Regions from separate parts of the Mus musculus genome. Here region 2 is linked to region 1. Evidence: chromatin loops called from intact Hi-C (ENCODE). Cell type or tissue: left cerebral cortex. All regions are shown on one strand. Each heading gives the region's core, and the rest is flanking DNA. Links, peaks and the distances in the headings are about the cores only.

What was found. Peaks named below come from ENCODE experiments on the same cell type or tissue, not always from the same donor. Only the 100,000 strongest peaks of a DNase experiment are listed, where the experiment ranks them.
Region 2: it touches region 1 in a loop (8-fold over the local background); 26 of 42 quality-filtered maps call a loop at or near these places.

What each region holds. Positions count from the first base shown.
Region 1 is chr2:106,949,288-106,964,669 of GRCm38, forward strand. It overlaps Gm39902 (a long non-coding RNA gene), which reads left to right and starts at 6,494. Exons shown (of 2, transcript XR_866636.2): 1 at 6,494-6,800; 2 at 8,651-9,347. Arl14ep (ADP-ribosylation factor-like 14 effector protein) reads right to left here. Exons shown (of 5, transcript NM_001025102.2): 5 at 13,242-15,382. In left cerebral cortex, for the core only: a CTCF peak has its summit at 6,535 (motif pointing left); DNase peaks (open chromatin) are centred at 6,573 and 7,049.
Region 2 is chr2:106,348,857-106,364,238 of GRCm38, forward strand. Dcdc5 (doublecortin domain containing 5) reads left to right here. Exons shown (of 24, transcript NM_177844.2): 10 at 809-944; 11 at 2,652-2,811; 12 at 8,174-8,332; 13 at 9,670-9,870; 14 at 13,193-13,286. Among named protein-coding and RNA genes, the nearest start is that of Gm36036, 53 kb to the right of the region's middle. In left cerebral cortex, for the core only: a CTCF peak has its summit at 7,195 (motif pointing right); a DNase peak (open chromatin) is centred at 7,236.

The DNA.
Region 1 (15,382 bases), core at 3,142-11,141:
TTATTATTATCTATGAGATTAGCTTTTACTAGGTTTCCAATAGAATTTTTTTTTTACACCCGAGTCTACTTTTAAGGAGATTCTCATGTATGAGTGAAAGCAAAAATAGGTTTCTTGAAAGCATGGCTAGTCAGTGAAACCAGTTATACCTGAAGGTACCGACCAGAGGTGTGAGAACGATGATACCTAGATGCCAGGCCTGACAGAATGGACCTGTTTATCCTCAGATTTCTTATCCAACACAGCCTAGAGGAAGTGTGTTGACTTCATGCAGTATGTCATACACCTCTGTTGTGTGAAAGTTTCAGCTCTGACCACATTTTGTGGCCAAGATAAGCCCTGTACTATCTTGAGTGGAAGTGTTCCCTTGATTTGTCCAACCCTTTGTATCTCACCTCCTTACTCTAATTTTGCCACCATTCTCAGCAAACACAGGAATGGTGTCCTATATCATAGGAGGAAGACAGCTGCTTAACTGGAATTCCGAGGACCCTGGGAGGGACCCTTGGCCACATCATCTTCTGTACTATCTTTTTCAATATCCCACATTATAAGCATTGGGTTTCTTCCCAATGCAAGGAAGTATCATAAAAAAAGAACAGAATTTAGAAGCAAATGGTGTCAGTTGGAGCAAATTCTGACAGTCTAGGATTTGGCAGAAAATAGCTAACAGTATTTGGTCAAGTTATTTAGGTTATCTGGACCCAAGTTTTCTATTCTTTAAATATTAAGTTATATATGCCTGGCTGTCTTGCCTTTTGATATGAATTGTTCAAAATGGCGATCAAAAACCATTTTGAGAATGGAATGCAGAGTGTATGTGCTGCCTGCAGTAGTGATCCGGGATGAGGTTATCTGCTCCAACCCAAGACACTGAGGAGAAGTGGACAGGTGGTGGAAGTTTGGTTGGTGAGTCCAGGGGAGAACATGGGTATATGGACTGAAACTCAACATGAAATAGCTTAAGACCAAGCAAAGGGAATATGAAGGCATCTCCCATAACCTCCACAGAAAGAGGGCGGTGCCAGTCTTTAGAGAAAAGAGCTGGGGTCAGGTTCAACCATGACTTCTGTTATAATTGGTGTGCAAAATTCCCTTAGAGGCTCACATGTCTGAACATTTAGTCCCCAGCCGGTGGCCATATTTTGGGAGGATCTGTAAGCTTTGGAGCTGTGGACTACTAGCAGCTGTGAAATGTGGAGGCAGGCTATCTTCTTCCCCTGGCTCCAAGGGTCTGCTTCCCGATGCACCATGATGGGAATAGCCCCCGCATTTCTGCCATGTTCTGGCCTCACACCTCTGGCACAATGAACCTTCCCTCTGAACCACGAGCCGAAGGAAGCCCTTGCTCCTCCACTAAGTTGTCAGCTGCAACCATTTTGCCTTTGTTGCAGTGAGGAAGGTTGCTAATGCACCTCCTGTTATCTGGAAGTTGATCAACTTCCTTTCCATGCAGGGAACCCAGCTTCTACCTGGTTCCAGCGTAGGGATTTGTCACTCCTGCCCACAAGTATTTGGTCCTCTGCTCAGTTTCAGATCTGACTATTCCAAGGATCAATAGTAAATGGTCAAGCTTAGCTAAGATGCCAGTTCACAGAACAGCTGAAACCAAGGACCCTCTGAGGATGTTCTTTCCTAGAGGAGCCCTTAAAATTGTCCTCTGTAGTCATGCTGTAACTAAGGTGTGCAGTTTTCTGAGTACCAAGGTAGTTTTCTCCAGGACTGGGGATAAAGCTACAGTTACAGATAAGGCATGAAAACATAGCAAGCCTTGAAGGAAACACTCCCCAGAAGGTGGCCAAGGGGGAAGTCGTACATCTCATATCCTGTGCAAGGATATGGGACAAAGGCTGCACTAGCAAAGCCCTTCTCCTCCCTTTGCTCAGATGCTAGGAGAGCAGAGGAGTGACCAGGGAGGGAGTTAGTGCCACAGGGTGAGCTGGGTGGAAATGCCTTTAACTACTGATATGAATGGGGGTGGGGGAGGATGCTACAAACTGATAATTCCGTCTTCATACTTGGGGAAATGATGCCCATCACCCAGACAATCTGTGCAGCAGGAGCAGGAGACCCAGGAAGAGTGAGTGGGACCAAAGCCACTCACCACCTTAGTGCTTCTGGCTCCTTCCTCCAGCCCCATACTCTCCTGCCTCTGTACTTCCTAAAACCCATCTGTGTCTTCTGCCCATGGTCTGCCGCATCCTTATCTGGGCACTCCAGATCCATCACATCATGATCCCAACCTGCCTTTCTGGATTCATCCCCTACTCTCCCTTCAGTCTCCAAGTGCACACTCTTGTTGCATAATTCTAACCAAGTCTTACTTTCACATTTATTTCTGGTTTTCTTTTTTCTATCCAGGATGTTTGGTCTTTGGAGAACTGCCGTCTGTCCTTCCTGAAGCCTTCCCTGATCCTCCAAGTAAGCGTGACTTCGATACCCTTTGGTTCCAGAATGCACTCTCTTCATTTCCTATTACAACCGCTGCATTGTGTCTTGATCTCTGTTCGTAAGTGTTGCATTGCATCCTCCCAGACAAACAGGTCTTTGAGAGTCAGGGAAAGACAGTGATGGCAAATGTGTGTACCTGACTCTGCCTGCATTACTGCTGGATGTGCATAGCAACACTTTTCACAAATGCAAACCCAGAGTACATATGTAGTCCCTTCCCCAAAGTCACATAGCTGAACTAGGGTCTATCTGCAGGTGACCCACGTCCTTCAATTAGATTATTTGTCATGGAGGCAGAGGAACGTTTATTGTGTACAGTTTATTTTAAAACAACACTTTATCCATGTGTACACTTATTCTTCAAGTGGCTTTGAAAAATCACCGTAATTTCAGGTAGCCCTTGCTCATCCAGGAGTCTAGCGTTGTTCACTACTGGGCCACTATTATTATGTATTCTAACACTTGCATAGAGGCCTTACTAGGCAATCTTCACTGCCTCTCTGGGTCCCTCCAACAACCTCCTGAAAGGCAGGTATGACATCTTTTATATGACAAACTGACTTAGACAGACTGAGTGCTCTTTGTTGTGGGTCACTTGCCTGTCAAGTGACAGAACAAGGACTCCATTCAAAGTTTACTACCTCACACAATATGTACTCACTGATAAGTGGATATTAGCTCAGATACTTAGAATACCCAAGATATAAGATACAATTTGCTAAATGCATGAAACTCAAGAAGAACGAAGACCAAAGTGTGGACACTTAGCCCCCTCTTAGAATTGGGAACAAAACACCCATGGAAGGAGTTACAGAGACAAAGTTTGGAGCTGTGACGAAAGGATGGACCATCTAGAGACTGCCATATCCGGGATCCATACCATAATCAGCTTCCAAACGCTGACACCATTGCATTCACTAGTAAGATTTTGCTGAAAGGACCCAGATAGAGCTGTCTCTTGTGAGACTATGCCGGGGCCTAGCAAACACATAAGTGGATGCTCACAGTCAGCTATTGGATGGATCACAGGGCTCCCAATGGAGGAGCTAGAGAAAGTACCCAAGGAGCTAAAGGGATCTGCAATCCTATAGGTGGAACAACAATATGAACTAACCAGTACCCCCCTCCACCCCCCCACCCCCGAGCTTGTGTCTCTAGCTGCATATAAATCAGAAGATGGCCTAGTTGGCCATCAGTGGAGAGAGGCCCATTGGTCGTGCAAACTTTATCTGCCTCAGTACAGGGGAACGCCGGGACCAAGAAGTGGGAGTGGGTGGGTGAGGGAGCGTGGGTGGGACTTTCGGGATAGCATTGGAAATGTAAATGAAATAAATACCCAATAAAAAAAAAAACAAAGTTTACTCCAAGAGCCTCCCATTCCTTCAGCCCCATCCTGTGTGGTCCGGTAGTGATACAGCCGCTCCATCACACCCTCCAGCTGCCCAGGACGAAGTGGCCCATCATGCCTTCTAAGTCCTCTAGCTTGTGAGCTTTTTCACCCAACACAGCTTACTTGGTGTTAACACACGGAGAACCATCAGCAACTGGTTCCCTTCAAAGAGACAAAGCTAAGACGGAACACAAAGTACGCTTGAAGTCTCAAGACCCAATCATGATAATTTCTCACCTGATGAGACACCTCATCAGGTAAGAAGACAATAAGAGACTGTCAATGTCCTTGAACAGTTGCTGAAGTGATGCTAGAAATACAGTTGCCTGTCATCTAGGGATCTGGGGTAAGTAAATACGAATTCATACTTCCTATGAGAGAAACCCAGGAAATTATAGAGTTGTGTAGCTTTTGACATCTAAGTAACCGGACTGCTAAAGCAATGGATCTTTGGAGTGTTGATGCTATCTTAACATTGGCCCTGGGACATCATCCCACGTCCTTATTTCTAAGGACATGCCATCCAAGTGTTACACAGAGCAGAGTCAATTTCTTGGTGGCAAATGAGTGACTGGAGGTGAAGTATTTGGGCTCAGGAAACAGGCTAGCCTGCACACCACCTGTGTATTCCCATCTGAATCTGGGTATATGTATATGCAAAAGCCTGGCTGTAGTCTCGATATACTACCCAAGTTCGTCCTCTCAGTCAACATATATTTACCAAGCACCTACTGAGTGCCAGCCAGAGTGCGGCTGAGCCTGCAAAGGAGTGAGACCAACAGGGCTCGTTCACAGAGATCCTCTTTGCCAAGAAGCAGCTGACTCCCAGGTAATGCAGAGATGAGTCATATATTTACTCTCAAATTTAAATTGAAGGTAACCCCCAGACTTGCTCATTTGTCTATATTTAAAAAAAAATTATACAAATTTTGTGAGGTGCCCAACAAGTCTGGGTCTTGGGGCTGTGTCAGCCAGGCCTGGCGTGTGGGTCTCAGACCAAAGTTACAACAGCACAGGGAGAGGTGAAGAACACCATAGCTGGCCCCTTTGGAAAGGGCTGCCTTCCCTTCCCGGCTCAGGCTCTTCTGCCTTCCAGGAAGCAGGCGGCATGACGAAGGAAAGCAAGCACTGTGTCCCACTTCCAAGGAACCTGTCTTGGCTGCACAAAGGCACCCACTTTCCCTTCTGCCCCAGCAGGGCCCAGGCTGCAGGGGACACTGCCCTCCCTAAGACTGCAGTGAGCTGCAGCGGGCAGACAGCCCATCCGCTAGAGAAAACAAAAGAGAGTAGCACCACTCTTCCTTTTATTTTCTTTGTTTCCCCAAACCACAGTCACTTCTGGTCAAACCCACTTTTCCTACTCAAAGGAAGGGGTCAACTTCTTTATCAGGGATGGAGGGCAGGGGTTGGGGGTTGGGGCAGAGAAAAGAGACTGGAGGTGTGTGTACCCACAGGATCCCACAGTCTGGTTCATCTCTGGATCTTTTTTTTTTCTCTCCTAAATCTGACTGAGTTTAACACCTTTTAAAGGTTTTCACTCAACAACATTATGTTTACTGTGGTGGGCAGTGAAGTGACCAAGACACACTTTAAAGGACAGTGCTATTTAACTTTGCTTAGGATGGCATCATATTCAAAACTTTAAAATATCACCTATATTAATTTCCTCAGATCATAGAAACACCAAATTCTTAAGTAATGGCATTCTAAAATGCTCGGAGTGAAGTCTCTAGGTTAAAAAAAAAAGTTATATGACTTTTGTGCATAAGTTCTCTGTATAAGGTTGTCAATTTAGGAAACTTGATAGCCAGGTAACTTGAATTTTAGATAAACATAACCTTTTCAGCTTTATCATTGTACGTGAATCTAAAAATTGCTTGACACAATTGAGAAAATTCTGTTAGTTAATGAAGTTCACATTTAACCGAGGGTTCTGTATTTGACCTGGAAATTCTATTTCTACTGAACAGGAGTTTCCAGTTTACTGAGTACCTGCTTTTGTTCCCTCTTGGGATCACATTTCTCCTCCACGCTGTCTCTGCAGTGAAGCTATTGCTAGTTACACTGTGCAAGCAAGACATTTGGGACCTCTGGAAACCAAGTAAGTTGTCTGAAGTCAAAGCCCAGAGTTATAGATGCAGTGTTCAAATTCAGGCTCATCCGATGCCATGCCGAGGTGCAGGCTCTGTCCTCTGGGACAGTAGCTGTCCGCCTCCCTAATGCTGAATGCTGCAACCTTTTAATACAGTTCCTCATGTTGTGGTGACCGCTACCGCCCCCCCCCCCCCCCGTCATAAAATTATTTTTGTTGCTACTTCAAAAATACCTGTAATTTTGCTACTGTTATAAATTGCAATGTAACTATTTTCTGGAGCTAGAGGTATACCCAAGGTCACGACCTACAGGTTGAGAAGAGCTGTTTTAGAGGATTCCTCCTTAAACAATGAATTGGTTCTGGCTTCAGTTGAATATTTGGCATTTCTAGTTGGAAGAGCAGCTCATGGAGAAATGATGTAGGCGAATAAAAGCACCCTTCTCCTTTTCCACATAACATCTAGAAGGAACACCGGTCCCTCTAAAACATTTAAAGGAAATGACATTCTGACTCTCCAAAAGAAATTACTTTTCTAAATCCATACTTTGCCAAAATGGTGTAGGTTTGTAACGAAACATCGCCCTCTACTGGAAAGGTTAGCACTCTGCAACCGTGATAGATTTAAAGCAGAACAAAAATTTAAAAAATGGTCAGTTCATGCTGAATAATGACTGTCGTGTATTCTTTGGCGTGAGTCCTCGGGGAAAGCAGAGAAACAGAACTTTCCACTTACTTATGTGGTGGTGGATAAATGACGAGAAGAGAAAGAAGCACAGGGCTGACCGGAAGCAATCCTACCTTGGGAATACTTAAGTCACCGGAATGAAATAGCTCCAACAAGTACAAAGAACTTCCACATATAGGGTGAGTGAAGAAAGAACACAGTCTGTGTTGTTGAACAGTGGTGCTGTGGAGCAAAACAAGCCGCGTTTGATTGCCTTCTTTTTAAATTGTAATCCAGATGGCCCTTGGCAAGTTCTCTCTGTCTCTGTCTCTCTGTCTCTCTGTCTCTCTCTGTGTCTCTGTCTCTGTCTCTGTCTCTGTCTCTCTCTCTCTCTCTCTCTCTCTCTCTCTCTGTCTTACTTGGCTTGCAACTCACCAAAACGGGCTGGCTGGCAGCACCCTCCATCTGTCTCCTCCTCGGCGCTGGGATTAGAAGTGGGCAGTACTACACTGGGCTTTATAGTTTACTTATTTAATGTGGGCCCTGGCTATCAAATTCAGGTCCTTGTGCTTACATGGACAGCACTTTTATTGATTCTTTGGTCTTCTCCAAAGTCCGTGGACCTTGGTTTCCCTGTCTGAAAAGCTGTTACTGTGAAAGTAGACACTGCGAGGGTGGGCGGGTGGGGATCCGCTGCTGTGCTGTAGGCTCACATCCTTTCCTCAGACTCACGTGGGGAAAATTCTCGCCTCTGCATTTGAGAGGTGACCACTCATGGACAGAACTGTGTCTCTATACAGGAGGCCACAGAGGACCCTCTAGCTCCACTCCCGTATGCACTAAGATGACAATGACCCACACAGGAGCATGGTCCTCCATGACACAAGGTATCTGTGGTCCGTCATCACACACAGAATCTGCTGGTGCCTTGATCTTGGCCATCCCGGTCTCAGGAACAGTGAGAAACAATCTCGGTTATTGATAAGCAGCTTAATCTATGGTGTACACATTTGCTTTTGCTAGAGTGAACCAAATAAATGAAGAAGGATTTATAAAAGGTAGTATATGGCTAAATTAGACTCAGTATGTATGAAATGTTAATTCAGTATTAGGTCTACAAAAACAAATTAAATCTTGAAGCATAAAAGTCCATGAAGTAGAAGCATCATGGATTGAATGTTATGCTGCCCCTAAATTCTTATGTTGAAGTCTGATCTCCCATGACAGTATCAGGAGGTGAGGTCTTCTCCAATGGGACTAGGGACCTTTTAAAAAGTCTTTTCTAGAGATGCCCCCTGCCCCTTCCACTCTGAAAAACTGTAACAGAAATAGAACTAGTTATATCTGCCTCAGAAGAGTGTTTCCATGGGCTCGCCAGCCTTGAGCTCACCAGGCCCTCAAACTTTCTTGTTCGTATGCTTCTTGGTCCAAGATCCTTCGTTATAGTAGCCTGAATAGTCTAAGACATTATTTTTTGAAACTCGCCTGCTTTGTTTTTTGATTACGTTTTCCATGATTGCAAAGTTATAACAAACGGAGGATTTATTTAAGTTCATCCGAATTTTAAAATGACATATTTTTAATGAAAGCAGTGATGTTGTTTTGGTTTAATGCTTGCATTATGGGTTCCCAAATTGCGTGAGAATCCAGCGTGTGAGACAGTTGAGGGTCCCTGCCCCCAGCTGGTTCTAACTGGTAAATAAAGTTGCTGGCAGCTAACAGTTGGGCAGGGAGACAGAGGCAGTACTCCTGGGCAAGGGAACCATTGGAAGAAGGAGTTAGTACTGCCATGCCAGAGAAGCAGGAGGATCAGGTTTGAGAGCTGCAGGAGAGAAAGCATATAGCCACGTAAGAGCTGGGGAGGAGTGGCCCCAGGGAGCCTCTCCGATTGGGTCTAAGGTAGCAAAGATGGAATGCACATTTTAATAAGTAGTAATTCAGGAATATCAGAAGGGAGAGTGTATTAGCAATATGGAGGATGAAGTGGCCGAGCCATTGAGCTGTTTAAGGCATATTTAATATAAGGTTTTGTGTGTGTGTTTCATTCGAGAATCTAGAACATCAGGCAGCTGGCGAGAAGACACACCTCTGCCGCTGGGGAGTTAAGAGTGTATTTGATCAGCGACCACAGCAGAGTGGATTATTAGAACGGATTATTCAGCTACTGCTACACAATGATATCTTCCCAAAGTTGTTTTGGAAGAGAAACTGCAGAAATACATGAAGTTATGAAACTCACGCTGAAGACAGTCCACAGGGCTGTTCCTGAAGAGCTGTGCTCAGATGAAATGTTCTAGAAGGCTGAATGACCAGTGCGTCGGAGACGGTGGGAAAGTTGAAAAGGCTGGGATGTTGCTGGAGCGGAGCCAAACTGTCTTGGGCTATCTTGGTCCCTTAGTGATCTACTGCTTACCTGTGTGTGTGAGACCTAACAACCTTGCATTAGGTAAGTGCTGTTGGAATGTACAAACAGACCCCACACCACAATCAGCCTGATCCAGAGGTTAAGATTGTCATTGGGTCTCATTTGAAGCCTGGAGAGGCTCCTCAACTTTGCTGCAAATGACTTACCTGGCGTTTCTGCTAATGCATTTGAAAAGCAGTTTATGGTTTTCTTTGTCAGTACCTATAAAAGCTTCATAACCTGTTTAAACCTGGCCTTCGGGCTAATCTACATCCGAATCCCTGGGTCAAGGTCATCCATCCTTGACTCTAGAATAAACCATCTCTTACTTCCTTTGGGATGAGAACTGTGTTGATGTTGTGGCTTTAATCTCAAAAACCTGAAATGGGGAGGGCAGTGTAAAAGCACATTATACATACTAGAAGACTAAAACATATAAACATCCCTACCGTGGATATTAAGTACGGTCTGCTTTCTGAGACACCATGAACATTTGACTTTTTGGCAGGATTAGTATTGGAAATGACATATAACACGTTGCACTTTGCAGAGTTCCCTTTGGTTTGGTAAGAGCCACATCTTCGGATTGCCATTGTCAATGTCTCAGACCTAAGCAGCTGTAGGGACAGAGGCAAGAGGAATGTGAGCTGCTGGGGCTGCCATTAGTTTTGCTGGCCTTGGATCATACATCACAAACTTGAGTCCATGATACACGATTAGTTTCCTGAGAAGTTCATTAATTCAGATGGAGCCATTAAATATTCCTGCTCCTTGGACTTCGGACTGAGCTTTGGCTGTGAAGCACAGGGTTATGGAGAGATCACCGTGAGCATGCAAACAATTTCAAACATGCCCAGTGCTTCAGAAGCAGGGCCAAGAAAAACACTAATATTGGATAGCTTTTCTGCAGGTGTCTTAGTGTTGTTGCAGCGCTATAGTCACTCAGGGTAAATGACTCCAGGTCACGCTACATTTGCATAAAAGAGGTCAAATTAAGATCGGAGAAGATTTGACCAAGATTTAGGGTAAGAATGAAGACTTGGGTGGAAAGTCATAGCTGTTTGTTTTCCTTTCCTAAAATATATGAATGCCCCCCAAAGGGTGTGTGTTTAACCAGGCCACTCTGCACTTGAACTCCATGGGAATGCTCAGAATTGGCTTTCCTTCGGCCTGTGCCTTGTATTCAAATGCTGGATGGCCAAGGTGCCAAAGGAGACAATGAACACAGCAGTGCCACACAGCAGTGCCAGGCTCAGCTTCAGACAGCTGGGTCCAGACACTCAGCCTTGCCTACCTTGCCTATCCTGTACTCCACTGCGTCCATCTGTATTATTTCAAGGAGATGTGACAAGGACAGAGGGAAGAACGTGTGAGCTGTTGACGCTTCAGTGTAATTTTCTAGAACTGTGTTAATAAATCACAAACCGGAGCAAATGATATACTTTTAATTGCCCAAGAAGCTAATTAATCAGCCTGAGCTATTAAAACATTGCTGTTCATCTGACTTAGAACTGAGTTTTAGCCAATGCAAAGCCCAGTCTCGTGGAAGTTGAACATTCCTCTGGAAAAAGAGCATGTATCCTAGTTAGCCAGAAGACTGACCATTCACTGGCTCTGAGCAGCCTGGCTAGTCATGTGTTCACTTTTATCAAGTTCACCCTGGCTTCAAGTGGTATTCGATGTTATACCCTTGCCGGGCCAGGCTTTGTAATGCACACTAGATGCACTAAAGGGAACCCATCTGAGCCATATGGGCTGAGAGTAGAATCAAGGCTTCTCGAGAACGAAAGGAAGTGTTAACATGAAAGAGGACTGACACAGGGCCTGGAAACCACCACTGAACTACCGCTGATGTGCTCAAGATAAAGCTAATAAAAAAGGGGCCTGGGAGATGAATTCAATCCCTAAAACTCACGTAAAAATCAAACAAGCCCGGAAGGGCTGGATCAATTAAGCTCGTTTGTTGCTATTCCAGAGAGCCAGGGTTTCCAGCTCCCACGTGGAAAGTCACAATTATCTGTAACCCCAGTTCCTGGGGACCTGATGTTCTCTTCTGGACCCCTAAAACTTGAGTTACAGTTGCCAGCCGAGCCACCATGTGGGTGATGGAAACACAGTCCCAGTCCTCCGGAAGAACAGCCAGTGTTCGTGAGCAGCCGCTGGCCATCGCTCCAGCCCCACCTGGTGGGCATTTTCAGAAGCTGCCATTCTTTATTTTATTGTATTTTGTTTCATTCATTCATTCATTCATTCATTCATTCATCCATCCATCCATTCATTGTAGCAGGCAATGATTTTTAAGCCAGGGCATGTACATCAAATCTTTCTTTTTTGACCTGATATAGTGAAAGGCATTTTCCCCGTATTATGCAAAATAGAGGGTGAGATGTAGGGACTTGGCTGAAATCCCTGATCCCCGACTTAATGCCTGGCAACTTTCTCAATGTAAGAGAATGAAGTCAAAATGTTTCCTCTTCATAAACCCAGATGCAGGTGTTGGGGGATGGGGTGGGGGTTCCTGCAGGCATCACAGTGCGCAGGTATAAGTGAATCTTGAAGTGGTAAGAAAGGAAACTTGGAACAGCCACACTTGGGTCAGTCAGATTGGATCAAAACTTCTAGAGCAGTGGTTCTCAAACTTGTGGGTCTATCACACATCCAGCACTTCAGATATTTACATTATGATTCATAATCGAAATAACTTTATGGCTAGAGGTCACCACAATATGTGCTTCCTACATTGTTGTATAAAAGAAAATCTAGTAAGGGTTTATTTTTACTTACATTTTAAGCTAGGGTCTTACTGGGAACTAATTTGGGATAGATGTTAATTGGGTTACTGTCAGCTACTGTTCTCCAGAGAAGCAGATTCAATTTTGTGTGTTATATAATTGACTAGATGTCTCAATATAAACGATAGTAACTCTTAGTGAAGTAGTATAAGGCAAAGGCCAACTATTAGCTGTTTATTTATTAATCTACTTAGTGACTGAAAGCACTGTTGCCAAGCCTGACTTCACTTGCTACCTGAAACAGAACATCCTGGAGAAGCGCTTCAAACAGTGGGTGGGCTGCAAACCATGACTGCTTCTGACTGCTACTTCCACTTCTGTAAAATCTTGCCCATGGTTTTAGAGTAATGTAAGCTGGACCCAATACCAAGGCCTTTCAGGAGCAAGCCTGCTTCTCACCCAGCAGTAACTAACATCTCTCCCCCTCTCACTGGTATTGGGGTGCTTATTCCACAAAGACTCTGGCAACATTACCAACCAGAAAAGTGGAAGATGGCTCATCTGGCAAGAGCCTGGTGTCCTGAGCTGGACCCACAGGATCCATGGAAGGGTGGGAGAAGAGAAGGGGACCCAGGTGTCCCCTGACCTCCATCCCATGGCACTCACTCCCAAAATGTATTCATTTAGTTTCTAAAAACTAGATTGTTTTGCATCACTGTGGCAATTCCGAATACAACCACTTTACACAACAAGAGGGTTGTTTGGCTCCCAGGTTTGTAAGGTGTTGGGTCTGTGATGTTTATTTTCAGACACCAGCAGATGTCAGCAGAAACTAAGGTGTCCTATTAATTTCCAGTAAGCAGCATAAGCTTTTCCCAGAGTGGCCACAAGTCAAATGCAAAGCAAAGCTTTACAGAAAGCTTTACAGTCCGGGTACGCACACACCCTTGATCTGCAGTGCAACTTTTAATTAACTCCTTGGAGGTGAGATGGGTGTGATCATAGATTAGGATATGGATTTATGAATAAAACCTTTTCAAAGACTCAAATGTTCTTGTTAACCATCCAACAAAAATCTATAGCAAATAACAGAAGTATTCTTTTCAGTGGCAAGATGGCTCAGAGGCTAAGGTGCATGCTGCTCAAGTGAGGATGGGTTTGGGTTTCCAGCACCTGCAACCGCAGAGCTGAGGGGAGGCCTGGTGACCCTGAGCAAGCTGGCTAGCTCCAACAGTCCAATCAGCAAGCTCCAGGGCCAGCTAGTCACAGAACCTCGGCAAACAGTGGCAAGCAATTGAGGACACAAGCAAATCAACCTTGGGCATCCACATCTACACATACGATGCACACTGCACACGTGTCCACACAGGTGACCATGCACACATGCATGTGCACACACACTTAAAAGTAATAAATAATAAGCTTGTATTATTTCTAAAATTCTGTCCTCATTAGTTTACTCAAAATCACACACACTTAAAAATAATAAACAGTAAGTCTGCATTATTATTTCTAAAAGTCTTTATTAGTGTACTTAAGATCTCTCTCTCTCTCACATACATACTTAAAAATTAAACAGTAAGCCTGCATTGTTTATTTCTAAAATACAGTCTTTATTAGTTTACTCAAGATCAGATATACTTTTGTCTATAAACTCTACGGTATGTTTGGTCTCCGAATACATACAAAGAACACACAGCAACTGTTGAGACTCTTCCCCTTGGAAAACGTTATTCTCTTTACAAAAAGAACAGATACGTTTGAAGGAATAATTAATATAGCCATTTTTATACAAAGCCTTTTCCCCACTAGAAATATACTCCCATTGTAAGTAAAAATAAATGGCCCAAACTTTAAATTTAGCAGCCTGGTAACACATGCATGTTGCCCAGCGTGAAAAGGCTGTGGTGCGAAGCCTGCAGAGGTCCAGGGCCAGCCTGGGCTACAGTGCAAGGCCCTGCAGCAAGGAAACAGAATGATAGAAAACAAATAAAAGTTTTCTCTCAAGAGTCCAAGCAATGTGCAGCCCTAACTCACACAAAGGAACAAAAAGAGACAATAAAAAAATGACTAAAACCAAAGGATTCTAAGGATTCAGATAAAACTAGAGTTTAGCCCTGCAAAACATTTCCTTAAATTAGAAAAAGTAAACAATTCTACCTTTTAATTTAAAAATATAGTTAAAAACTGTTTTGATACCAATTAGCTGACATTCAGATCTAGTGATTTGCTCATTAGGTTTCTGACACTTGGGCCAAAGAAAAACCCTAAATGAAAGCACATTTAATTTCAAGTTGAAAATGACATTTTATCAAAGAAAAGCAAGCAAGTGTAGAATAACCTACTAAACAAAAATGCTATTTTACTGGAAAATTCCAACTGGCTTTCATGCTTCCAAGCACTCTAAGCTGCTAAGACTCGGAACAGCAGCAGCTTGGAGGCTCCGGGAGCCTGCCGAAGGCTTTAGTAAGAAGTGCTGGGGCTGCTTCCATTCTGACTTCTCAGCGGCCTTCATCAGTACCCAGAAGCCCTGTTTCTATCCCACATGCCCCAGCGTCTCCAACTTTCCATCACTCTCTTGAGGGACATTTTTAGAAGTCTATCTATCACATCTATCCAGTTTTAACAGTCAGAAATACTGCTGTGAAGGTTTGAATAAGGGTCCCATAGGCTCATCATACACTTGAATGCTTGTTTACCAGCGGGTGGTACTATCTGATAAGAGTTAGAAGGGGTGGCCTTGCTAGAAAAGTATGTCATTGGTGGTGAGCACTGAGGTTTCAAAAGCCATGCCAGGCTCTCTTGCCTGTGGGTAAGGACATAAAGATCTCAGATACTGACACATCTTTCTGCAGGCCACCGTTCTCCCCACCATGATGGTTAATGGGCTAAGCCTTTGAAACTGTAAGCAAGCCCTCAATGCTTCTTTTTATAAGCATTGCCTTGGTTATGGTATCTCTTCACAGCAATGGAACAGTGACTGAGACAAATATGCAGCCATTTATGAACTATACACTCATGTTTTAAATGTTAAAAAAAAGGAATGAATTTTTCTTTAGGAACAAATTTTCACCAAGAATGCATAGATTAAGAACTAAAAAGCTGATGGTATAATGAACATTTGTGTTCATCTCTAGTTAGAAGAACTGTATTTTAGCACTTAAGTATCTTATCTAAAATATTCACCTATTGTGTTGCATGGAGATCAATTTTCTGTGTCACAGGCCCTGCTTCCAGCTAAGGGCCGGGTCTATTTGCACAGCACTGTGAGGCCATGCACCAAAAAAAAAAAAAAAAAAAAAAGCTAATAAGGGAAAAGAGAATTGTTGTATGACCTTTAGATACCTATCAAAACATTAAAAACTTGTAGCTACAAATGGACAAGAAAATTAAAGTTTATGTATTGAGAATTGGAGTTTTATTGTTTTGCCTAAAAGTAGTCTGAAGAGCATTTGTTTCGTTAGTAACATTTAACAGGTACCTTTCTGACCACTCCAATGTTGTGAAGTTATCTATTTACAATACAGTCTTTAATGTTAAGTTTTTACCATAACTTTGTCTAGGACCGTCTTCTTGCTCATCCCAGCTGCTTCCCTCAGCAATGTGGGTTAAGTTTCCATCATCAGGTTCCTCTGATGCATCTGTC
Region 2 (15,382 bases), core at 4,163-12,162, 600 kb before region 1:
AGGTGTTGTCTCTGTGTGATGTGATTTGCACACATCTGTGCAATGTGTTTGGAATCCATAGAGGAGCTAATTTACATGTGCTAGTGAGCCACCCGATGTAGATGCCAGGATCCTAGCCCTGCAAGAGTTGGTACATATTCTTAACTGCTAGCCATGTCTCTAGCCTACATTAATATTTCAGTGTCCATTTATGCAAGGGGATCGTAATTTTTTTCCAGGAAGGGGTAGGTAGTGAAGATCTTAGGGTGTGGTGACGATGTGGTCTCCACTGAAACACCAGCAGTTGACTTCGTGCAAGCCTCTTTCCCAGTGAAGCCGTATTTACCAATAGCACCATCAGCCCACATCAGCCGCTGTCACAGTTTGGCAGCATCTGACTAGACCTGCACTTCAGTCCTTCCTTCTTTCCTTTCTTCCCTTCCGCCAAATAAGAAAACTTATTTGAAAACCTTTTTATTTGTAAGTGACTGTGGTTCAGTCGGAGTTGCACAAAAGCTGCGAGGCACTTTTGCTGCTCTGGGCTGCGTTGTATGAAAGGGAAGCAACTGCTGGCAAGCAAGGAGGAGGCCTGGGATCTGACAACGCATGGAGTTAAGATTTGCTTCCCTCCATGTGCTCTGCAGAATCCGTGCCTTTCTCAGCACTTCCTTCTTCTTCATTACTGGGTGGTACTCCATGACACTGCACTTTGGCCGTTCTCCCACTGCAATCTCTCTCCGATTGCTGCAATTACTTCCATTTTGAGGTGTTTCGAATAAAGGCGCTTCGACCCCTCACACACCATACCCCCCGCTCCTGTCTTTGATAGGTATATGTTTCATGTGGAGAACACTGGATCAATCCCGACCTCTCCATTGCTCAACAAAGGAAGCAAGTCTTCCTAAGGAGCCTCGAGTTTGACATTTCTAAGATTAAAACTTTTTGCAGCATGCGCAAGGTGGAAGGTAAGCTTTGAAGTTATCATACTTTGATGTCCTAACATACCTGGTGATATTGCTTTATATTTAAAAATCATGTTTATTTAAACAGGCATCTTGCTGTTTAGCTCTTTAGCCTCATTTATTAAAATATATTTAACAGGGTTGCATATTTTGTTACCTAATATACTTTGGAAGAGCAAAGAGATTTTAAAAACTCAACATAATCTCTTTTATCTTTTACAGACAGATAGCTATTTGTGAACCCCATGCATTCTCATTAAGGAAAAAAGGATTAAATGTCCAATCACGTTTTAATGTTGTGCCATCCATTTATATAATCAATCACTTAGGGAGGACTTTAGGACTTCTCAGTCTTCAGAGCCCCAATTGGCTGAGAGGAAAACCTTAGGATGTAGATCGTCTTGTGTCTGGGCTCCCAAGCTGGTGTCTATGTCTGGGGTGACTTAGATTCATTCATTTGGCCCAGATAGTACTTTGAGTGGCCTCTATGCTTCCTGCCTGGCTAAGCCTGCTTCCTGCTCTGTCTTGCCGGCTGAAGCCAGGCAGTGGCCTCTGAGTTACTTCTGAAATCTTGGCTAGAGAGCCATCTCACTCTTATTTAATTTAGGAAGTTTCCAGAAAGCATCTTGGCAAATGATAGGTCATAGCTGTAGCTTCAGAAAGCCAAGCCCATATGCATAGATCATGCCAGAGTCCTGATGTTTCCCTAGCATTTCCACAGTGAGGCTGCTATAGAGAAATAGGATTATTTTGACCTCTGTTGATTGCTACTACTCCTGTGAACAATCAAGTGCCATGGCAAGAACCTGTGCTCCAAGCCCTGGGGAGGCAAAGACAGACTAACTGGCCAGCTAGATTAGCCTGATCAGTGAGTCTCTGTCCCTAGAGGTGTGGGAAGCCGTTGCAGAATGGCAGTTGCAGAATGGCAGTTGCAGAGTGGCAGTTGGCTACTGCTGGCCACCACACATACATAGGCAGTGAAGGTTCTTTTGCCCAGATGAGAGACAAGTTAACCAATCAGATGTGAGACACGCCTCTCCTAGGCCTATATAAGCAGCACCAGTTCTGGGCTCGGGGTCTTTTCGCCTCTACAATCAAGCTCTCCCAATAAACGTGTGCAGAAGGATCCTGTTGCAGCGTAGTTCTTCCTGCCCAGTCGAGCGCGCGCAAGATAGAGGGAAGCCCTATCTAAAAACATAAACCAAGATAGATTATTTCAGAGGAACAACACATTGTTAGCTTCTGTCCGCCAGCCCTCACCCCCCACTTTTATCTTCGTTCTTCCCCTTTTCTCTGTAGCATCTCACTTTTCCTTGTGAGGTCCCTTTTTCTCCTATCAGAGTAAGGAAAAGTCATGACCCCAGATGTGTATTTAAACACCAAGGTTTCACATGCATCTTTCACAGTATTGAATTTCATGATTGAGCCATATATATATGGCTCAATCATATATATCCTATAGTTTATTTGAATAATTAGAATAGAGGATAATTAAATTAAACTTGGAAATGCTTATTAGTAGTACTTTTCTCTAACAATATCTTGAGGGAAAAGAATTAGCGAGCATCCTGTTAGATAAAGTTCAACCTTTTGGTTAAAGGAACACCCACTGGCTGAATGATTTGCATTCACATGAGTGTGTATTTCAAATTTCCAGGGCTCTATGGTTACAGGTAATATGTCTTTGCATTTTGTTTTATTTCTTCTCAGCTCTTGTTTTGGAAGTCCAAAGTGACCTTGTATGCGGGGGCAAGCTTGCTGTGAATAAACCTGTAGAGAGTTATGAAGAGGAGAAGCAAGTGAAAGGTCCAGAAGGGAGGCAGATAAAAAATGTTGCTTTAATAACAGGAGATGCTCCCAGAGAGACTCTGTAAGTAATCACTGTGGCCCAAAAGGGACCAGGGTTCTGTGACTGCAGCCCATCCACCTATAATAGTGTGGAGCCCAGCAGGGAACTCAGGGGTTTCTGAAACTTGGTCACTTGAAGACACCATGTTTAATTAGTTTTCTAGCAGATAAATAGAGCCGGAACTTGAACCATTGCCTTCATCTACCTGCAGTGATGTAGCCACAATGTGATGATTTTTAAAAAGACATTACCTTAGCATTGCACTTTTCTTCTTTGCCTCCCTCCCTCTTCCTCCCTCCCTCCCTTCCTTCCTTTCTTTCTCATTTTTTTTTTTAAATTCACCATGTTCTGTCCTGATAAACACTGAGTCATTCTGAGCCATTCAAATGGTTTCTGGAGGCTCTCCATAGAGTAATTTTTTCAAGTCATCTAAGGTCCATCCATGTACTGTTACCTTGCTAATACGTGATTTTTTTCTCACACAGTTCTTTAGTGAGGAGTGTGTACCCTGACAAGTTGAATAATGATACGCTTTCTGCTGCCCTCATCCCTGCCTGTCAGTGACCCCCATTTGTACCTCATGGTCACTCCCCCATGGCACATCTCTTCTAGTCATCCAGCATACCAAGTTCTAATAGGTGACAAGCAGTGGCCTGAAGGTGACACAATTCTAAGGTCCACCACAGATACATGTTCTGCCTCAAGTTCTTGTTGCATACTTGTCTATGGTGACTTCACCATCAGTATCAGTTTCAACAGTGCTATGCATGGATGTCCCTGTTAGACCTCTTCTCCCTGGTCCTTCTTGTCTAACCTGGGAATTCCATGTGGGAAGGGACTCTGCATCATGTGTTGTACCGACAGACTAAGGAAGTGATTGACTTCAATCCAGAACAAAGCTCCAACGACTGCCTAAATTCATGTATCCTTGTTATAAGCCTTTTTTATTTACACTCATTAATTTTGCATGTGAGTACTTCACAGCCCAGGTGTGGAAGTCAGAGGACAAAGGCTTAATTCTCTCCTCCCTCTGTGGGCTTTGGGGATCAAACTCAAGTTGCCAGTCCAGGCAACAGGTGCCTGTGCCTGCTGAGCCATAACTGGCTCATCTTGTTACCAGCATAGAGGAAGTTGGTTTGGGAAGCACTTTTCTTAATCTGACACGTGGTTCATCTAGCCCATGTCTCAGATCTACCACAGTCACTGGAAAGTGTCTTTTGCTTTTAGAAACCAATTTCCCCCATGTGGCATCTATGAAAGTTAAAGAATCAGAGACAAACTTTCTTAACAACCCTTTTATTCTTCTGAAGAATGTTTCTTCTGACCTCTGTGTTACCATGCCGTACTTAGACAAAACAGAGGGAGACAAAAAAAGAAAATGTCTTAGAGCAAAATGATCTGCTGTGTTCTGAATCAGTCACACCAAGGCCTGCAGTCCTTAAGGTTATCGGGTTTACAGCACTCGGTGCTGTGTGGGTCTCACCTGAGCATCCCAGGCAGGTTTTGGGACTCTGTTCCCCACATCCAGAGGTATCACCCGCTCACAAGGCAGTTTTGTCGACTCACGGTTTTGATGGCTCACAACTCTGCTTTGGTGACTCACTCTTAGAAAATCTCTGTCCCGAGAAGCACCTGAAAAAATGTTCAACATCCTTAATCATCAGGGAAATGCAAATCAAAACAACCCTGAGATTCCACCTCACACCAGTCAGAATGTCTAAGATCAAAAATTCAGGTGACAGCAGATGCTGGCGAGGATGTGGAGAAAGAGGAACACTCCTCCATTGTTGGTGGGATTGCAGGCTTGTACAACCACTCTGGAAATCCGTCTGGCGGTTCCTCAGAAAATTGGACATAGTACTACCGGAGGATCCAGCAATACCTCTCCTGGGCATATATCCAGAAGATGCCCCAACTGGTAAGAAGGACACATGCTCCACTATGTTCATAGCAGCCTTATTTATAATAGCCAGAAGCTGGAAAGAACCCAGATGCCCCTCAACAGAGGAATGGATACAGAAAATGTGGTACATCTACACAATGGAGTACTACTCAGCTATTAAAAAGAATGAATTTATGAAATTCCTAGCCAAATGGATGGACCTGGAGGGCATCATCCTGAGTGAGGTAACACATTCACAAAGGAACTCACACAATATGTACTCACTGATAAGTGGATATTAGCCCAAAACCTAGGATACCCAAGATATAAGATACAATTTCCTAAACACATGAAACTCAAGAAAAATGAAGACTGAAGTGTGGACACTATACCCCTCCTTAGAAGTGGGAACAAAACACCCTTGGAAGGAGTTACAGAGACAAAGTTTGGAGCTGAGATGAAAGGATGGACCATGTAGAGACTGCCATATCCAGGGATCCACCCCATAATCAGCATCCAAACGCTGACACCATTGCATACACTAGCAAGATTTTATCAAAACGACCCAGATGTAGCTGTCTCTTGTGAGACTATGCCGGGGCCTAGCAAACACAGAAGTGGATGCCCACAGTCAGCTAATGGATGGATCACAGGGCTCCCAATGGAGGAGCTAGAGAAAGTACCCAAGGAGCTAAAGGGATCTGCAGCCCTATAGGTGGATCAACATTATGAACTAACCAGTACCCCGGAGCTCTTGACTCTAGCTGCATATGTATCAAAGGATGGCCTAGTCGGCCATCACTGGAAAGAGAGGCCCATTGGACACACAAACTTTATATGCCCCAGAACAGGGGAACGCCAGGGCCAAAAAAGGGGAGTGGGCGGGTAGGGGAGTGGGGGTGGGTGGGTATGGGGGACTTTTGGTATAGCATTGGAAATGTAAATGAGCTAAATACCTAATAAAAAATGGAAAGAAAAAAAAAAGAAAGAAAATCTCTGTCCCTTGTGCATGCTTCCATGCTGAACTCGCCAACAGGCCTGAGTCCTGACTCACAGGGGAGGGGACCCAGTTGTCTTCTGGACACCATTTTCACTAGTTCCTTGAACCATGTCTGAGCAGATCGCCTTCTTTAGTCATTTAAATGCTTTTTTTTTCAATTTATTTTTTGTTTTCATGAAAAGTCATGGGTTTGGCTCCAGACTTTCCATACTTTCATCTGTTACTCTTGTTTGCCCCTCCCTTATTGCCCTTTTAATGCTCTTCTGCTCTAGTCTAACCACCTTGTTCCCACCTCCTTGGCTTCCATGTCCCATGTCCTTCACTTATGTTCCATGTCCCATGTCCTCTCTTATGTTCTTCCTTCTCGGCTGGTAGTGTGTCTTTGCTGGGAAAACTCTATGTTAGAAGTCACCGTGCAGTTTCTCTGGAGTCCTTCAGTCTGTATATATAGAGGACCTAGCAAGGGCGGCTTGAGGTGACTTAAGGAAGGACATCCGTGGAGCACACTCTGAGGACATAAATCCACAAGAGATCCTTCTTTCTTTTCTAATGAGATTATAATTTAATTACGTCATTACCCCCTTCCCTTTCCTTCATTCAGGCTCTCCCAAATGTCCCTCCTTACTCTCCTTCAAACCCAGGGCCTCTTTCTGTTTTCACTATCACAAGAGCATATGTATGTACATGGATGTCCCTAAGTATAACTTGCTTGATCCATATGCTACTTGTATGTATGATTTCAGGGCTAAAGGATGAGCCGTTTTCATCACTGGGCTCTGTGGGGAGATGGGTGGCAAAGCCTGTTAGGATCTGGGTGAGCCTGGGCACTGGTCCCATCCCTGCTGATGGGAGGCAAACTCAGAGCACAGACTTTGGGAATGGCCTTCTCATTTTCTCAACATTGCAGAGATTGTCCCTTTGTGACTTCTGAGCCCTGTGTGGCCCTTCCTCCCTAACCACTCACCCTGTCACATCAGCATCTTACTCTCCCTCCAGTGAGTCAGGTGAATTCTCCATTTGCTCCTTTGCTTGTTTGCCTTTGGTTCTGACTAGAGTGTTCTGCCTCGTCTAGGGGATTTCTTCCCAGGCCTCTGTTTTAGTGTAGCTTCTGAGAGGTCTCAGAATACAGCAGATCCCATGGCAGTGACTCTCCCTGCCGTATGCTGTGTTCTTCCATGGGGGTGGGGGAGCACTAGCTGTGGCCACTCATGTCCTTGTCTATTATCTTTCTTCTTACCAACACAATGTGAGCATCATTGTCCTGTTTATTGCTGTACCCCACACAAAGAATTCTATACCTCGCATACAGTAGAAGCTAGATAAATATTGATTAAAGGAATGTGTAACTAATGGAGATGCAGCTGATAAATTAGCAATTTGGTTAGTTAATTATTTAAACAAGATAATTTTTTAAAGGCTCCTTAAAAACTGACTTGACTACATTTGACTTACCAGGAATATCAAAGGCTGGTGAATTAATTGCAAGTAGGGTGAGGGTGACAGGGCTGTGCTTTCTATTTCCAACACAAGATGGCACTGGTGTATTTTCAACCACTGGGAATAGGTGGCGTGGGAAGCTGCCTGTGCTCAGGAGGCCTTGGCTACACTCCAATCTTATATCCATAAGCAGCGCTGGCCCTGGCCCCTGATAAGTGCACAGCCACATGTGTTAGCAGCAGAGTTGCCCTGGAAGACTCTGCTCATTTCATAATGCTCGCAGTTACATCAAATTATCACCACCACTCAAGTGCCTACAGTATTCCCCAGAGAAGGAACACTATTTACCCAGTAGCTTGCTGGGCCTGAGGTACACTTGCTGCTTTGCCTGTGTGTTTATCCCACCCTTGGCAAAACAGTCTTTATAATGCTGCTTCCAAGTCCCACTCAAAGCAAGGCTTTTCTAACAGCAACCTGGAGCTTAGAATCCGTGGGTCTGAACAGTGTGCGCTACCTCACCCATCTGTGTCTTAAGCATCTAAACTATCACTATTATATTCTAGAGTTTCCATGTAATTTTCTCAATTAAAAAGCACGTGTGCAGCTGTGCTTTAAGTCACTTTAGATTCCTCTGCTGAGAATAAGATTTTTTAACATCTATAACACATGCCACTCAGTCATCTGGACTATACTGCTTCTGGCAGAACTATGACCTACTTTACCCTGGTATTAGGAGTGTCATTTCATGTTCATTATGAATTGTTGAAATTGTTTAATGGTCTTAATATAACTTTTCAATATAATATATGGATCCGCTTTTCAAAACCAAAATAGCAAAAATGCATGTTGTTTATTATATGATTGAGGAATTTTATTTGTAGGCCTCTACTAAAAGATCTAAATTGTGTACTAGTGAGGAATGGCTTTCCAAATCTAGACACCCCTGTGAAAATGTGATTTACAGAAGCACCAGTATCCTGTAGGCTGTGGTCAGGCTGCACATGGAGACCCCGTGAACACACATCAGCATTCTTAGCCTTGACCTTGCTCCCGCATCTTAACAGAGATTCTCATGCAAGAGCCCACCTCCGCATGGAAGCCTGTCGCAGGACGCTCAAGTATGCTTGGCAGGACCCTTCGTACAACCTTGCTGCTGATGGCAGTCTTCCAAAGAAAGCAGAGAAAGAGCTCTTTGAAAATGTGCAGCCCCCAAAGAAACACAGGTAAAATGTGCAAGGGATTTCTGTTGGTGGAGTCTGTCTGGCCTTGGACTCCCTCATGCTGGTACAAGTACATTCCTTAACATTTTTACTTTGATTTGCTACTGTGTGTGCCAGCATGTACATTTTTGTCTTGTGATACTGATCAAAGCATCTGGGACTAGAGGGAAGGGGAGGCTCTTTACCCTTCAGCTCATCCTGAGCAGGGTCTTGGTATGTGATGTGATACACTCTTTCTACCAAACAGTAGTTTCATCCACCTGTGAGTCCTGAGAACTTGGAACAGAATTCAAAGCTTTATATTCATTGAATGCATGTGTGGATAAATGCCTGAACACTATAGTAAGGTGCCTCCAATTCCCTTAAGAATCTAAGAAAATACAATTTTTCCTTTTAAGCATTTTTTTTTCTGTTCCTGACCCAGTGAAATGTTAGGGATATAACATGTGTTGTAATTTTTCATCTTTAGAATTTTGCTTAACATTATAGTGGTTACTAGCATACGTGAGTTAAACCATTCCACACATTTAGCAGTTAGCATTTGAGCATGCACAGAACAGGGGCTTTAATGAAGCAACTTAGATTAAAATGTCAGTGTAGACTGATATTTATACTGTGTCACATATCTGCTTAATATTTTAATGTCCTTAAGGAAGAGATTTACTTAAATGAACTTCCTGGTATATCCTTATTCTCTTATGATAATTCTTTACTAGAAACTTTGGAGCCCAGAACCCAGAAGTGACAGAAGGAAAAATATTTCTGCTTGCACAGAACACCATTATTTTTCTGTTTCCACCCTGCATACTTCCTCTCCTCTCTCTCATTTTGTTTGATTTTTGCCTTTTCTTCTTCTGCTATACTACTTCTGTCTGTACTTTCTTTCTCTTAGCTGAACATTTTTTCAAATGTTCTTTTAGATAAACATTCATTACTTTCATAAAATAAGCTCAGGAGTCCACTTTAATTTTTTCTTAGTAACATGCAGTGTGTGTGTGTGTGTTTGTGTGTGTGAATGTATGTCATATGTGAGTGCAAGCTGGTGGAGGGCGTTGAATCCCTGGAGCTGGAGTACGAAATGCCTGTGAACTAGTTGGTGGATGCTGCAAGCCAAACTCAAACCCTCTAAAGGAGCAGCAGCATGCTCCCTCCAGCCCGGGGATTCTACTTTTCATACCAGCTTATGGGCACACTGTGGGTGGCCTTGCTGTTGTGCTCTTGGAATATTTACCACTGCAAGGTTAACAGCTCACGGGGAAGGTCTCCCCGGCAGAGCTCAGCGCTCCAGTGCATGCACCTCCAGGGGCCATTTTCTTGTTACTAACAGTTTCCTTTCTTAGCCATGTCCCAAAGCATAGGAGATCATGGAAGCTGTGTCACCAGGAGTTTGAATACAGAGATGGGCAAATCATCAGCCTCGCTGCTCCTCAGCTGGTCCTGGGGGTACAAGTCTCCAAACCCTGTTCAGGCACAGAGGTCATTTTGGTGGAAAAGAGATCTGATGAAAGTCGCCAACATTGGACACACAAGGCAGACAGCAGGTAAACCCATTGCCTTGGGAGGTTTACACATCAAACTGGGCTTGACATCCTGAGGTCTGGTGTGGTCTCCACACAGCAGGCAGGAATATAGTTGAGTACCTCGGAATTTCTATTTCACTTGGCTAAAAATTCTTTATCCTAGTAAAAGAAGAGACAGAGAGATAGGTACGAATTTTAGGTAAGCTACATACAACTTTACCAGCTGTTAGATTCAGAAAAGTGTTCTATTCATTTGACAGGGCCATTGGCTCAAGACTAGGTACTCATCTAATTTATGTTTGCAACAGAAAGAAATCTAAAAGGAATTCTAAAGCATTTCCAATTTTGAAATATTTGGAGACCTTTGTTTACCTATCTCTCCCCACTTAAGTACCTACCCAGTTTTTCATTCATGAAAAGAATTTAAGTGGTTTATACTCATACAGTAAGCATGACTTACTATTATTGATCAAATGTACTAACCTAATTCAATGTCTGGCCTTTGGTCCAGATGCAGAATTCTCACAAACATTTTCTTGAGAAGATCAGAAGAAATCTAAAACAACTTAGATATGTGATTCTATTAAGGAAATATTACTAATCTTGTTGATCACTGGTCAGTGGTTATGTTGAAATAGAAAATGGGTCCTGATTACTTAAGTGTATATTTAGAGATAAAAATCCAAGCTATTTCAATCGGTTTTATTTTAGGTTTTCTAGCAAAAGTCTGGAGAGATGACTCAGCAGTTAAGAGTATTTGTTGCTCTTGCAGAGGACCAGAGCTCAGGTCCCAGAACCCACAGAAGAGTCGGTCCCAAACTGTCTGTCTAAACTCTGGGGGGATCCAACATCTTTCTTGGCCTCCATGGGCACCTGAATGCACATGTGCATGCATACAGCAGACATGTATTTATACACACGCTTAAAAGTAAATAAATCATAAATTCTAGCAAAAATTAAAAAGTCAAGTTTCACATAAATGAACCAAGACAGAATGTTGACAATGTTTAGCTCCATGATGTTTCATTGCACATTTCTATTTATTTTTGTGTACATTTGAACGTTAATTTAACAAGGAAAAATAACATTCCTGTTTGTTCTTTATTGCTCTACTTAGAATTCTACCATTACATATAGCGGGTTTCTAGTGATCTCTTCAGTCTCTTGCATACTGTTCAGGGATGTATATTCAGGCAGCTGAGCAAAACATTTCTTAATGGGAAGGAGCTGTGACTTCCACTGTATTCTCTAAATATCAGCACTGCCCATGGCTTAGGCCTTTGCACTTTGTGGCAGATTGAAAAAGTCCATGGAGGTAGCATCAGCAATCCTGACATGGCAGGAACAGAGCTTGCTCTACTGTGTACAATAGAGAGCACACAATAGCCATTGGTTGTGTGTTGGCGAAGCTGGACAGAGCTGCTAGACGTGTTTCTTTACTCCATCCACCAGGGCTATGCTGTCTGTGTGGTGAGGAGCTAGAATAGGCTTTTTGTTCTACAAGTGACTAGCTATATGGACCATAATTCACTCATTCAGCCGACATTATGTATGCATTAAAGCAAGAATGTACCAAGAGGATGTTACAGGGCATCCATTTTCATAAAACAAGTGCTATTGTGGTTTTTTTTTTTTTTTTAATCACAAACCGACCCTGACACAGTGACAGTGGATAACTTCAGTTGCCCACTCTTACCAATAGGTCATCCAGAAAAAAGCTAAATAAAGAAACTCTGGAGTTAAATAATATTATAAATCGAATGGATCTAACAGACAGCTACAGAGTATCCCAGCCAAATGCTAAAATAAAGAATAGAGTTTCTTCTCGTCAGCCCATGAGAACGTCTTCAAATTGACCACATTTTCGCATACAAAGCAAGTCTCAGCAAATTTAGAAAAATCGAAACAACATCCTGCACCCTCACCACCATAGATTAATGTTACAGGTTATTGAAAGCGTTGTTTTAGGAATGGAACTTCAGCAAAAAACTAAAAATGCTCAAGATTCCTGTTCCTGTAGAACTGGAATCCTAGAGCTACTGAGATATGTGTCAAATTTAGAGCAACTTTCTGCCTTGTCTTTCTGGATTGTGATAGAGTTCCCATGATTGCTGTTTTAAATTAAAATTGATTTTTATGCAACATATTCTGATTATAATTTCTCCCTCCTCCAACTCCTCCCGGTTATTCACTGACCCTCTCCCCTCACCCTCACCCTCCGTCTCCCTCCTTTGTCTGCTTCTATTCCCAGAACTCCTGTTCCAGGGGATGTAGTACCCTCTTCTGACTTCCATCTACCCAAGCATGCAAATGGTGTTTACACATGCATGTAGCAAAACACACAATAAATAAACAAACAAATAAATAAATTTTTAAAAATTCAACATAGGGGCTGAAAAGATGGCCAAGCAGTTAAGAACACTTCCACACTTCCAGACAACTGGAGCTTTGTTCCTAACATTCACATCTGATGGCTTACAACTCTAGCTGCAAAGTGTTCAACTCCCTATTCCGACCTGCATAGGTTTGTTCACACTCACATTTTCATCATATGTATTGGACTTTAGGGAAGTCTCCTTTGGAAACATGGGGATTTAATAGAAAATGTATAGATTAAGGTTTATTTTATTCCTTGTGTGTCTGTCTCTGTGTAAGTATGTGCACATATGTATAGGTGCCTATAAGAGGGCATAGAATGTGTCAGATCTCTTGGAACTGGAGTTAGAGATGGTTGGAGCCTCCCAATGCATGTGTTCTTGACTGGTGGACCATGACTAGTGCCCCAGTAAAATATTTTTAAAAGCCACAACAATGCATAATTATAACTAATGATTTCCCTTATAATATTTACTTTACATGCATTAACTCATTTGACTACCATGGGATACACAGTACTCTAATACATAGATGGGTAAATTGAAGCATTGAGTTATTATCACCATATAATATGAAGACATGAACCCAGGATTCCATCCCAGGTAGCATAACTGTAAAATTCATTTCATCATCTTTGACACTTCTCAGTAAAAGTAACATGGACCATAAAGATACATCAGTGTGGTTATAATCTAGAGACAGAAACCATACCATGATTTGATCAGGAAAAATCAATTATGAGGAATTTTTAAACTATGATGAAGCATGAACTATTATTTATAAATTCTACTTACGTTATTATACTGGACATTTGATAATATCTAAATCAGGATATCATAACTTATTTGTTTTGATTAACTGGTAAGACATAAAGAGACCTGGGTTTCCCCATAGAAGAAATGTATAGAAATTCCATTTACATTGATCAAAATATGTTATATAATGGGGCTGATTCTGTCTTCTTAAGGACCTTTCACCTGGTGAGTAACCCAGACCTTGTACTGGCAGTGTCTATGACCAAAGTTAAAAATGAAGCCCGTGGCTATCCAGTTATCATTCAGGTAAGATATGCACAGGCCAACAAGAAGCCATGACCCTTCTCAAAGCTGCAGGGAAGCTCTGTGCCTCTTTGTTACAGAGCAAAAGAAGAGCTGTCATAGAAGGTTATCTTGAATGTCAGCGCTAAAATGTCTTTTTATAAAACCCCGCCTAGACCTCAAGTTAAGCATATTGAGATTCCTCTCAATTTGGTTCATTCTGACCAATGGCGACTGTAGGCTTGCTGATAGTCTAGAGTGGGGGCAGTTACTGCATTCCCACACTGGCAAGAATGAGAAACACTCCCAACAGAATTCTTAGAGCTTGCAACCTCTTGGGGAGAGGGCTGCGAGGAGCACCTAGACTTACCTGTAAGAAGCACAGACAAGGACCCCTGGGTACTGGAGGAAAAGACCTGTTCCATCTTTTTAGACTAATTGGACAGTAGTAATTCTAAGTGACCCACTTACAGCACCTTTAATGCAGGCTTTATTTGAGTTTTGTACAAAGATCCAGGAAGCACTTTTCTGCCGTCCTTCCTTATAACCAAATATTTATAATAGTTCTGTGTTTTCCTTGATAGGCCAAGCTATGGCTTAGGAAAATTCCAGCTTTGTCTTTACCTTCTGAAAGCTCCACCCTAGTTTCCCTCTAGCAGAATGATTATCCACATAACATTTGTTCTATCCCATGCTTTTCGTGAAGAAATTTTCTAGTTAGGAGTCCAAAATCAGGACACAGAATCAGTATGGATTCTGAGTCTTATTTAATTATGTCTTCTGTCCTCATAAACAAGGGCAAGGCATTTATTCTGAAGACATAGCACACATGACATTCCATGCTTCTTATCAGGTGCCCCCTTCAGCACAGGCCACAGTGAGGTTAAGCCTAATGTGGCACCACATTCAGTTGGTTCCTTAATCATTTTTATATCACTTGCAGATATTAATATCACTCCCCATGTGTCTGTTTTTATAAGGAATAAGCTTAATCATAAGGTAATTTGTATTACCTTTTGAGATGTTTTTTAATTGCAAGTGATTCATCATTTTATGTATTAAATAGTAACTTTGTGAGAACACGTTAAAATATCAGGTTATGCTGTTAAAACCTTTCTAATTGCCTTAGAATTTAGCCTTTAGTTTTCCAGACCTTGGGGGGAATTCTGTTGTCTGACCCATTAAGTTAATGATCAGGACTCCCTGATTACCAATCTCTTACCAGGTAGAGTAGTTATTGTATGTTGTAACGTTCCTTGAGGCTTCATGACAAGGTTTCTTAGAGCTAACATGCCGGCTTACAAGTTGTTAAGTTGAAATTATTTTTTTATTTATACTTGAGATAACTCAATAATGGTATAATTGTATAAAAAAGTTACATTCAATAACAACAGAATTAGAATAAATATCCAGTTTCTGTTGTATATTCAGCTGAGTTGTTAAAAAAGACTTTTGGAATATCAATGAAATACATATTAAATTGTCAGCAAATTGCTGTTTTTCATTTAGTGAGCTGGTGTTTTGGGAGATATTAGGCATGTTTGGTAAGAACACAAAAGCAGTAGGCAAATTCACATACTGTTGGGAAAGGAGAAAGTCAAATAATCTTTCTATAAAGTGCTTTCTTGATCAATAACATAATCTTTTTTAAATTGGGTATTTATTTCATTTACATTTCCAATGCTATCCCAAAAGTCCCCCACAAGCTCCCCCACCCACTCACTCCCACTTCTTGGCCCTGGCATTCCCCTGTACTTAGGCATATAAAGTTTTCACGACCAATGGGCCGCTCTTTCCAGTGATGGCCGACTAGGCCATCTTTTGATACATATGCAGCTAGAGACATGAGCTCCAGGGTACTGGTTAGTTCATATTGTTGTTCCACCTATAGGACTGCAGATCCCTTTAGCTCCTTGGGTACTTTCTCTAGCTCCTCCATTGGGGGCCCTGTGATCCATCCAATAGCTGACTGTGATCATCCACTTCTGTGTTTGCTAGGCCCTGGCATAGTCTCACAAGAGACAGCTATATCTGGGTCCTTTCAGCAAAATCTTGCTAGTGTATGCAATGGTGTCAGCGTTTGGCAGCTGATTATGGGATGGATCCCCGGATATGGCAGT